Linked DNA regions of Homo sapiens: region 2 is linked to region 1. The links are chromatin loops, found by intact Hi-C in ENCODE. Cell type or tissue: GM12878. All regions are shown on one strand.

Region 1 (5,000 bases):
TGATGTTAAGAAAACTGGATATTCACATGCAAAAGAATGAGGTTGGACCCGTACCTTACTCCATATACAAAATTAATTCAAAATGGATTAAAGACATGTAAAGAGATGTAACAGTTAAAACTATAAAACTGTTAAAAGAAAACATAAGATAAAAACTTCATGACACTGGATTTGGCAAAGATCTTGGATATGATACCAAAAGGCAGCAAAAGCAAACAGAGATAAATTGCACTTCATCAAAATCTAAAAATTCTGCACATCTAACAACATCTATCTTTCTATAGCTACTATCAACAGAGTATAAAAGGCAACATATGGAATAAAATATTTGCAAATCATATTCTAATAAGGGTTCAATATCCAGAATATATGAACAACTCATAGAACTCAACAACAACCCAATTTAAAAACAGTTAAAGGACTTGAATAGACTTTTCTCACAAGAAGATATATAGTTGGCCACTAAGAACATAAAAAGATGTTTAATATCACTAACCATTAGGGAAATGTACATCAAAAGCACAGTAAGCTATCCCTTCACATTCATTAAGATGACTATTTTTTTAAAAAATTAGAAAATAATAAGTGGCAAGGATGTGGAGAAATTACTGCCCTTAAGCATTGCTTGTGGGAGTATGAAATGCTGTAACTACCACAGAAAACAGTATGGCAGTTCTATGTTTAAAAAACTAAGCATGGAATTACCATATGATCCAGCTATTTCATTTCTGGGTATGTACGCAAAAGAACTAAAATCAGGGAAGCAAACAGATATTTGTGCATCAGTGTTCACAGCAACACTATTCATCATACTGAAAATCTGGAAACATCCCAACATCCATGGATCAGTGAATAAATAAATGTGTTATATAGATACAATGGAGTATTATACACCCTTAAAAAGAATGACATTCTGACACATGCTATAAGGATGAGCCTTGAAGACATTATGCTAAATGAAATAATCCAGACACAAAAAGACAAATATTGTATGGTTCCACTTATATAAGGTACCTAAAGTAGTCAAATTCATAGAAACAGACAATACAACGGTAGTTGCCAGGGCTGGAGGGAGAGGAGAATGGGTGTTATTTTTTAATGGGTACAGAGTTTCAGCTTGGAAAGATGAAAGATTTTTGGACATGGATGTTGGTGATTCTTGCACAACAATGTCAATGTGTGTAATGCCTCTAAACTTTACACTTAAAAATTGCTAAAATTGTAAATTTTAAGTTATGTATATTTTACCACAATTTAAAAATACTAAAGTGCTTGAGGTCAAGGTTTATGTCTTTTTCTCCATATGTCAAAAGTTGGCCACACATTGGAGCCTCCAGAGTCAGATGCACCACATTTAAAACCCAGTTTTTTCACTTACCGGCTATTTGACTATTACTAACCTTTAAAGATTATTATTTGCATATCTATGAAGTGACAGTTAGAATAATACCTACCTGTGACTTGACATGAAGAATAAATGTGTAATGCTTAAAAATGTTTAGTATAATGCTGACAAATTGTAGTCACTAAAGAATTAACCACTATTACTCCTGTCTTAGAAAATCTGACACAGTGCTCACTTCTGAGGCCACCTGCATTTCTGGACACGGTCTTGGCCTTGATTCTCTGTCTATAAAGTGGGAACTATGTAGTTTGCATCGCAGAGCTGCTATGATGAGATTATGTGAAAGTGCTTATAAATTACAGGACTATATAGAAATAAGCTATCTCACAGCAGAGAATAACAAAATACATTAGAAACTAAAGCAAAAAAATGGGAAGGAAGGAAGGAAGGAAGGAAGGAAGAAGGAAGGAAGGAAGGAAGGAAGGAAAGAAAGAAAGAAAGAAAGAAAGAAAGAAAGAAAGAAAGAAAGAAAGAAAGAAAGAAAGAAAGGAAAGAAACTACTTGCCACGAGAACAATTTTCAATGCTGACTTTACATGTAAAAACACTTCAAAAGAAGATATTCAGAAACCTCCAAAACTAGAATTACAATATCCAGGTTTCTCAGATATAAAAAGATTGATTACACACAAAAAAAGAATATTTTATGGTGGCATTCGAACACATGAAAAATAACCCAAATACCTATCATTCTAGAACCATTGCTCATACCACACTTTATGACTAAAGAAAAACTACCCTCCGCATAGGCTCTGGTCTCATCGCATACTCAGTCTCAATGGGATTTCCTTAAGAGTCAAAACCCCGACAATTGCATGAAGCCGGAAGCTCAGCAATCTTCTGAGGGCATCTATCTTGTTTTCTAAGAAGCATTTTGGAGGTTTTTCTTTACCTGGAGAAAGCACTGGCTAGAGCTATCTGTAAGTGCACTTCTTCTCTTGAACAGCAGAGGGTACTCCAACTCCGCGAGAGACAGACCATCTCAGCCCCTCAGTCCGCTGTGTCTTCCTGGCCTCGTCAAGACATGAACCCCAGACCAAAACAGTTCCGTTTCCACAAAATATTCCACTGAAAACCTATTACTATTCCGTGGGAATTATCGGCACATTCCAAAGGAGTAAATGGAGCCGTGGCAAAGGGAAAGGGTGGAGTCCCACCACACTGCAGGCTGCCTTAGGCCTGACCAGTTCCTCTCATACCTCTTACATTCTAAAGAGAGTTAAAAAATGTCTGTGGCAGAAATTGTGAAGGATTAACGAATACCTCCCATAGCCCCTAACTCCAAAGCAGAGTTACTGAGGAATATTAAGTTACAGCCACACAGCGTCAAACTGGCACCTGGCTGAGCTGTCCCACCATCTTAATAAAAGTCCCACAAGCAGAGGGAATAGGATGGGAAGACTCTTACCTAGCACGCTGTCAGGAAAAGTTTAGGAAACACAAAACAAAGCAGTGACTCTACCAGCCTGACCAAAATAAAGTCATCTTACTTTAAATGTGAATGTGCCTAGAAATTTCTGAGGCTAATTCATATTGTGCAAATGATGCTGCCTTCTAACGTGACACTGAAAGAATTGCAAAACATTCTCTAAATATAACAAACAGAAAAAACTTTCATGCCTTCTGCTCTTTTCTTCCTGATGCCATTATTCAGGTAGTTATTCAAATGGCCCTAATTTAATTAAGGGAAAAGCAGATAAAACTTTTTCTTTTTTTCTTTAATACAACATTCCCTTCACTCCATTCGTATGGCTTAGGAGTTCGGGTAATTCTCTGTAAGGTCATCCAAGGAAGACTTCTTTTCCTTTTTTCTATTCTCCCTGGCTGCTCCCTTTCCCTATCCCATTTTTGTCATCTTATCCCCTTCAGCCAACACAATATGCATTCTTTCCAGATCAGCCAAGCATTACAAGCAAATAACCACTCGCTGGGTGCGGTGGCTCACGCCTGTAATCCCAGCACTTTGGGAGGCCGAGGCAGGTGGATCAACTGAGGTCAGGTGTTCGAGACCAGCCTGGCCAACATGGTGAAACCCTGTCTCTACTAAAAATACAAAAAATTAGCCAGGAGTGGTGGCAGACGCCTGTAGTCCCAGCTACTTGGGAGGCTGAGGCAGGAGAACCGCTTGAACCTGGGAGGCAGAAGTTGCAGTGAGCCAAGATTGACCCATTGTACTCCAGCCTGGATGACAAGAGTGAAACTCCATCTAAAAAAAAAAAAAGATAACCATTCAAATATGAATCTATATTAACTAATATATCATGAAGTCACCTTGCCTTTGTGGTTTTGGCAAAATTCTGGTGAAATTTCTAATGAAGGAAACTCATTGTAATATCCTTCAGGCAATTTAACAAGCTTCAGAAAATGGGGCATATATAGAATATACAATAGATTCTTAGGTCATTCTAGGCACTGTACCTTAGGTGCCTTGGTAGTAGTTACTAGGCCCTTTTATGGGCTTTATGAAGATAGAGAATCAGGTTCAAATTCTGTCTCTGGTGGTTGTTTTAACCTGTGTGACCTGAAGTACTTAACCTCTTTGATCTTCCATATTCCCAGATATAAAAATAAAGAGAAGGACAATCTAGGGCTATTAAAAGGATTCACATTTCATAATCATGTTTCAACCACAAACCTGGGTGCTCAGTAAACATGACATTTTCTCTTTGATTAAAAGAATGAATTAAATGCTACACCAATTTTGTAAAACTCAAATTGACAAATGTTAGTTTCATCCAAAGCATTTGCATGTTTCTGGCCTAGAAGTTCAAATTCTTCATTTTACTCTCTCCATTTCAGGGCATACAATGTAAAGAAGCTTCACGAAAAATAAAAGAAAAGTGAAAATATATTTAGCTACAAATGATTGTCCTCTTCCCTGAAAATTACAGAAGAGGTATCTTCTATTAATGGCAGTGAACGAGAAAATGTTCTGCTGCCTCTGAAAATGAACAGGCATAAAGAAGACTGACAAAGAGCCACCTGACATTGCCAGACTTGTGGAGAAGGCTTCAGTGCAGTGCTCTCAGCATTTCTAAATAAAACTGCACATCTAGGTTTCTTTCCAAATAGTATATTGATTACTTGCAGTCAAATTGTGGTCTTTCAAACAGCATGTTCCTTTATCATCATGGAACCAGCAGTTTCAGATTCCGTAATTGAGAGCTACATAGTTTATAGGAATTGGTATTCAGAATAAGACTTTTTAGTTTGAAGCTGAATAATGATAGATGTATGTGGAGATCAGTCGCTTGCTGGGAAAAAATCGTGCAGTTCATGTTTTCATATTTTTGCCAGGAGAAATAGCACCTTATGCATTTTTTCCAGAAACAAAAATATTTCCATCCACCATACCAGTTTAGAAGACTGAATTCTAGAAATTTCTTGGTGGTAGTTTCTCTTTTTGGGGAGAGGGCTACTCTAAACTAAAGAAACCCCCTAAATTCACCTCCTAATATGGCAAAATTATTTGTTCCATATTATATATACCATATATTTTGTCTTTAATGCTCAATTCATGAATTGTGAAAAATGACAGAGAGAATGTATCATCTAGCTATTCCATGATGGATCATGATATACTTGTACCCTCCTAA
Region 2 (5,000 bases), 1.5 Mb after region 1:
GTTGGTGGGTAAGCATTAAGTGCCAGAGAGAGAGAGAGGAGCGTGGAAGACACACACACACACACACACACACACACACACACACAGAGAGAGAGAGAGAGAGAGGGAGAGAGCAGGTATCTGGGAAGTCCCTCAGAAGGGAGTCAAGAGACAAATTTTATCTACCAGGAGATGTGCTACCAACATCTGAGGAATGGCCAGTCTTTATCAATAAAGATAGATTCTTCCTTCCAAGTCATCTTTTCATGCAGACATGCCCCATCTTTCCTCACCCGAGTCATCAGAGGTGTGATTGCCATCTTCCGAAGTACAGTCTAAGTAAATGACAGTCTAGTGCTTCTTTGCACACAGAGTTGGGGAGGCTATTGCCTCCTAGAGCGTCCTCTTGTTTGACTAGAACCTCCGGGTAGGTAAGTATATGGCCTGTTTAAATGCTAATGACCACAAAGGAGGACAGGGAGGCCTTTGGTAGGAAAACATTTAGCTAAGCAGAGCAATTTTAATTAAAGCTCGTTGAGGTGTGCATTACTCTCAGGGCAAGGCGACTAGTAATAACAATGGCAGTAATATACAGAACAGGCTATAATATGTGAGTTAGTGGCCGCCACATGGTTTTTAGTGGCTCCTCATCACAGAATCCAAAAGGCTGCTCAGGGCCAAGTACAGAAAACATTTGGCCCAAGGGGTGTGGAAAATGTTCCAATGATGCATATGTTCTTCAGTAAACAGAGCAGCCACTGGTACCACAGGACAGCCAGTGCTGAGGAGGAGAGGGTGAGAGGGGACTCTGCAGGAGGAAAGAACAGGGCTCAGCAGCAAGAGCTGAGAAAAAGGATGAGGGAAGCTAAGACCTTGAAAGAAAGCAGCGCTGGGCTCTGCTCCAAGCCTAAATTTATGAAAACATTGGGCCAAAACAAGATAATATGGCAGCGTCCTTTCACACAGGGGCCCTTGCTGTTGGGCACTATTATTCCAATTCTGACACTTGAATGAAATGTGGTATAATTGGGTTTCCGAGCCTCCGCTTCAGGCGACATCAATTGCCGTTTTTAAAAATGATGATGGCGTGGAAGGAGACTCCTTTTTCCCTTTAATGTTTGGAAGTTGCCACACTCTCTGTGCCACTTGTATACTCCTTGGAAGAGCCATGGGACTCCTGGGAGGATCTGAAGTACTAGTGGCCGAGCCCATGAAGAAATATGGCAGGTTGATGGCAGAGAAGCTAAATGTGGCAGAGGATGCAGGATTAAAGTTGGTCCCATGACACATCTTTCTAGGTCTCTCTCTTTTCTTGCTGTTTTTCTTTCCCATCAAAGAGTGTTTTTTTTTTCTCCCTCGTCCTTTGGCTTTCCTTCACTGTTTTGCATACAATGACTAGGATTTTTTCCAGCTGTTGCAATTTTTTCTTTTGGACTGAACAATGTGACATCTATATTATTGAGTCAGAGAAAAAATATTGTCATGAAAAAAAGCATATTCCATGCAAAATGGCTAACTCCTCCCTTAGTGTGGCACCCTGGATACATGTGTCCTTGTGTATGCTGTTTGCCTCAGTGGTGTTTTTGGGTTGGGTTTTGGAGGCAAGTAGTGGGAGGAGAGAAAGTTGAGGAATTTTTAAGCATCCTTGTATTCTTTATTGATATCCATAAAAATAGAGGCAAAGTTTTCTTTCCATTTCAGGTTTTCCTTCTGTGTGTGTGTGTGTGTGTGTGTGTGTGTGTGTGTGTGTGTGTGTGTGTGTGAAAATGTTCTTTAAAGCAGAAAGAGCCAATCCGATTTGTAGAATTTCCTCCAAGCAGTGGAAGAAGTTGGAAAAGCAAGGAGCAGCGTGATACTCAGAAGAGATTCCCTGTCTTCTAAAATACTTTCCTCCCCTACCAGAGAGCACTCCCTCCCCCTAATTAGTCTTAATCGAAGTAAATAAATATAATTTGCAATGCAATCTGGAGTCTCTACTCTGAAAGTCCCTATGCCAAGTGAAAACTGTCAAATACAGTTTAAAACAATGTTTTCCAAAAATAGGCCTTACATAATTCATGTTTCTTATACCAAGTTGAGAATTCAGAGACTCCTCCCATATCACATGATGTCATCGTGTGAAACCAAAACAAATATGAAGCTACTATGCTGTGACATTGTTTATAAAACTGTAATACTTATCTTCAAACACAGTCAAGAAGGTAATATGGGGTCAGCAGTGAATCTGAAAACATTAAATGCTATTCTTCCCAATTCCATGTGTACCTTATATTAAATATGAGAAAAATTTAGTATGTTTCTACTGTGATCATTGTGGCTAGAAAGAGAGTAGTTCAGTGGCCTCAGTTTTATTTCAATTAAAAGGCTGGCTTGACCAATGTGGTGGTGTTGGGGGAGCCACTTTTTCTCTGCCTCACGTCTCACCTATAGGATGGGTTAATAAATTCTCTTTATAACTCATAGATGTCCTGAAGACAAATTCGTAACAGAATCCATCATCATCATTTATTATTCAACATATAGATGTATACCAGACACTTACCAAAGGGCTACATAATTATCCACCTGGACATTTCCTTTAAAAGAATGTCCTCATCCTAACTTTTCCGACAGCACATTTGATTGCCTTTGTTCTCTTAGCTGTGAAAGGCAAGAACACCAGACTGTCCCCACCACATATATCCCTTAGGGAATGGGACGCAGGTAGAGACTCTCTTCTGCCTCTGCTTTGATAACAGTCTGGGATGCAATCAATGTTCGGCTGAGGGTAGAACCAGACCGTGTCATTTCTGATGATGGGTTTCCCTCTTTATAACTGTGGGAGAAACATACCCCAGGCTGTTCTGGGGACTGCTGTGAATTCCTTTAGCCTTCGGTGAGGCCAACCCGCAGAGCTGAAAGGGACTGTGAGAATGTTATTGCAACTTCTTAATTCAAAACATCACTGAAAAGAGACTTCCTGGGATGGGGCTGGAGGAAATGGGGCTGCTCAGCTGGGATGAATTACTGAGACCGTTGGGTTAGTTTTGCCCCCTAGTGGTTAGAGGCTTAGGGACCCCAGGAGCTAAATGGCTCCCAGCATTGAATAAAGGAAGCAGCTGGGGGAGCAGGGGGATACCACATGGGATAACCTGAGCCTTTAACTAATGGTGTGACCTCAGCTCTCAAGATCCCAGTCCCCACACCTGCAAATTGAAAATGATGGACTAGATCATGAAGAATTCAATTCTTCTGTCTTTATTGATAGATGACTCTAGAAACATAACCTGCGATTCTGCAATTCCCTCACATATTTCCTGAGGGCAACAGAGATAGAGTTTTAAGGTCCTGATGGTTGATCAAGGGGCCGTAACATCTAAGTGGGGGCTAAGAGAGCTTACTCCTCAAGTGTCTTTAAGATAAAGACTGTCCAAGAGGATGAATCCATGGTGGCCTTTGGAACAAAAGTTTCTCTCCTGCACGGATGCCCTTTGCACCCTTTACAAATTTCTTGAAAGTGAGCAAGAAGAAGAAACAGCACAGGGTACCACTTTCACATACACTGCAAGACTTTCTTCCATTCAATCCATTGTTTCTCATATCTCAATAACATAGAGATCATAAATTTAAAAAAAAAAAGTTTCACTCTACCCCAGAAAGGATTAAGACCATCCTCAACTCCTACAACACAGGGGCAATAGGATCCTCCCCTTTAAACTTACAGAGTGAGAAATAAAACAGTTGTTTGAATTTCTGGGCATTGACCCTATATTGCTCTGTGTAAGAATGAGATTCCCTCAAATGTGATGTTATATGGCTTATTTGTCTCTCCTTTGTGAAACTTACTGCATCTCAGAACATTGCACAATACATGAACATGCCATTGCTTCTTTTCTTCCTGTGCCATCTTTTTAGATTTTCTGTTGCATTCTCCTATATTAGGCAGATAAATCTCCATAGCATCTGTACAATTTAAAGGTTTTGACCAAATCAAGCCGCAGACATGCATTTTTCTGTTAGTGTTTCCTAACTCAGTGGCTTGTTACCATTTCTCCTTATATTTCAGCCTAAAAAGAAATGGATGGCATCTTCCTTTCTGGGGCTGTGTCATGTTTGAATGTAGCTAAGGGTACCATTTCATCAAGTCAATTAGGTTGAGAGGATGAAATGAATTTGGGATACATTATGCAAAGAAAGATGATAGTTAATTTTTCAGGGCAGGCAAGTGATTCTGGGTCACCAAGGATTGTTAAAACAAACAAACAAACAAAGGAATTCCAGGTAACTAGAAAAAAAGAAAAAGGATGGCTCTGTTCAGTTAAAAGTGGCAGAAAAAAGAAATCCATAAATTCATTTACTCAAACCTGTTTCTGGCTAGAGTGAAAATGGAGACAATGAAATCATTTTCAGCAAATTATTAGTGCAATATATTTTTTTTCCTTTCAAGAAAAGGAAACTAAAGAATGGTTGTGGCCTTTTGTTGTAGATAGCTTTTCAGAAGAGTGTAACGTAAACAGATTATCTGCAGTGTTTATTCAGTGTGAAAAAACAGTTCCAAGAGCCCCAGGTGCTTGCCAAGATCATAATTGTACCTTCTTAAATACTTTCATTACTTGGAAGTACAATAAGCGAAGCAGGGACACATGCTTTCCATTTTCTTGTCAACAAAACACCTCCAAGAAATTAAGCTCTATTTTCTCTAGAAAATTTCTCTAGAACTGTTCAGGGCATATGAAAAAGGAAGGGAGGTGGGGCTTTGGTTTAATTTCTTTATGACCTTGAAAAGAAGCGTGTAACTCCTCCCCCCACCCCACCCCACCCCACCCCACCCCACATAAAAGAAAGGTGGCTCGAGTATGGGGTGCAGGGTGGCTCAAAACCAGAATATTAAATCTATAATGGTTCGTATTTGGTTAAATGTGGATATATGAGGAGTATAGAGTGTTAGGGAAACATGATTTCACACACAGATTTTTCTTTAGCGGGAGCTGAGTCACTCTGGGGTGGGAGGAAGCCGCAGGACAAAGCTCAGCTCATCTATG

What was found. A loop is a pair of places that touch in the nucleus more often than their neighbours do. Peaks named below come from ENCODE experiments on the same cell type or tissue, not always from the same donor. Only the 100,000 strongest peaks of a DNase experiment are listed, where the experiment ranks them.
Region 2: it touches region 1 in a loop (4-fold over the local background); 2 of 110 quality-filtered maps call a loop at or near these places.

What each region holds. Positions count from the first base shown.
Region 1 is chr2:57,718,653-57,723,652 of GRCh38, forward strand. LOC105374697 (a long non-coding RNA gene) reads left to right here and starts at 2,248. Exons shown (of 3, transcript XR_940111.3): 1 at 2,248-2,324; 2 at 4,204-4,300. In GM12878, a CTCF peak has its summit at 2,358 (motif pointing right); a DNase peak (open chromatin) is centred at 2,349.
Region 2 is chr2:59,179,457-59,184,456 of GRCh38, forward strand. No RefSeq gene overlaps it. Among named protein-coding and RNA genes, the nearest start is that of LINC01793, 36 kb to the right of the region's middle. In GM12878, a CTCF peak has its summit at 3,010 (motif pointing left); no DNase peak of the experiment used is centred here.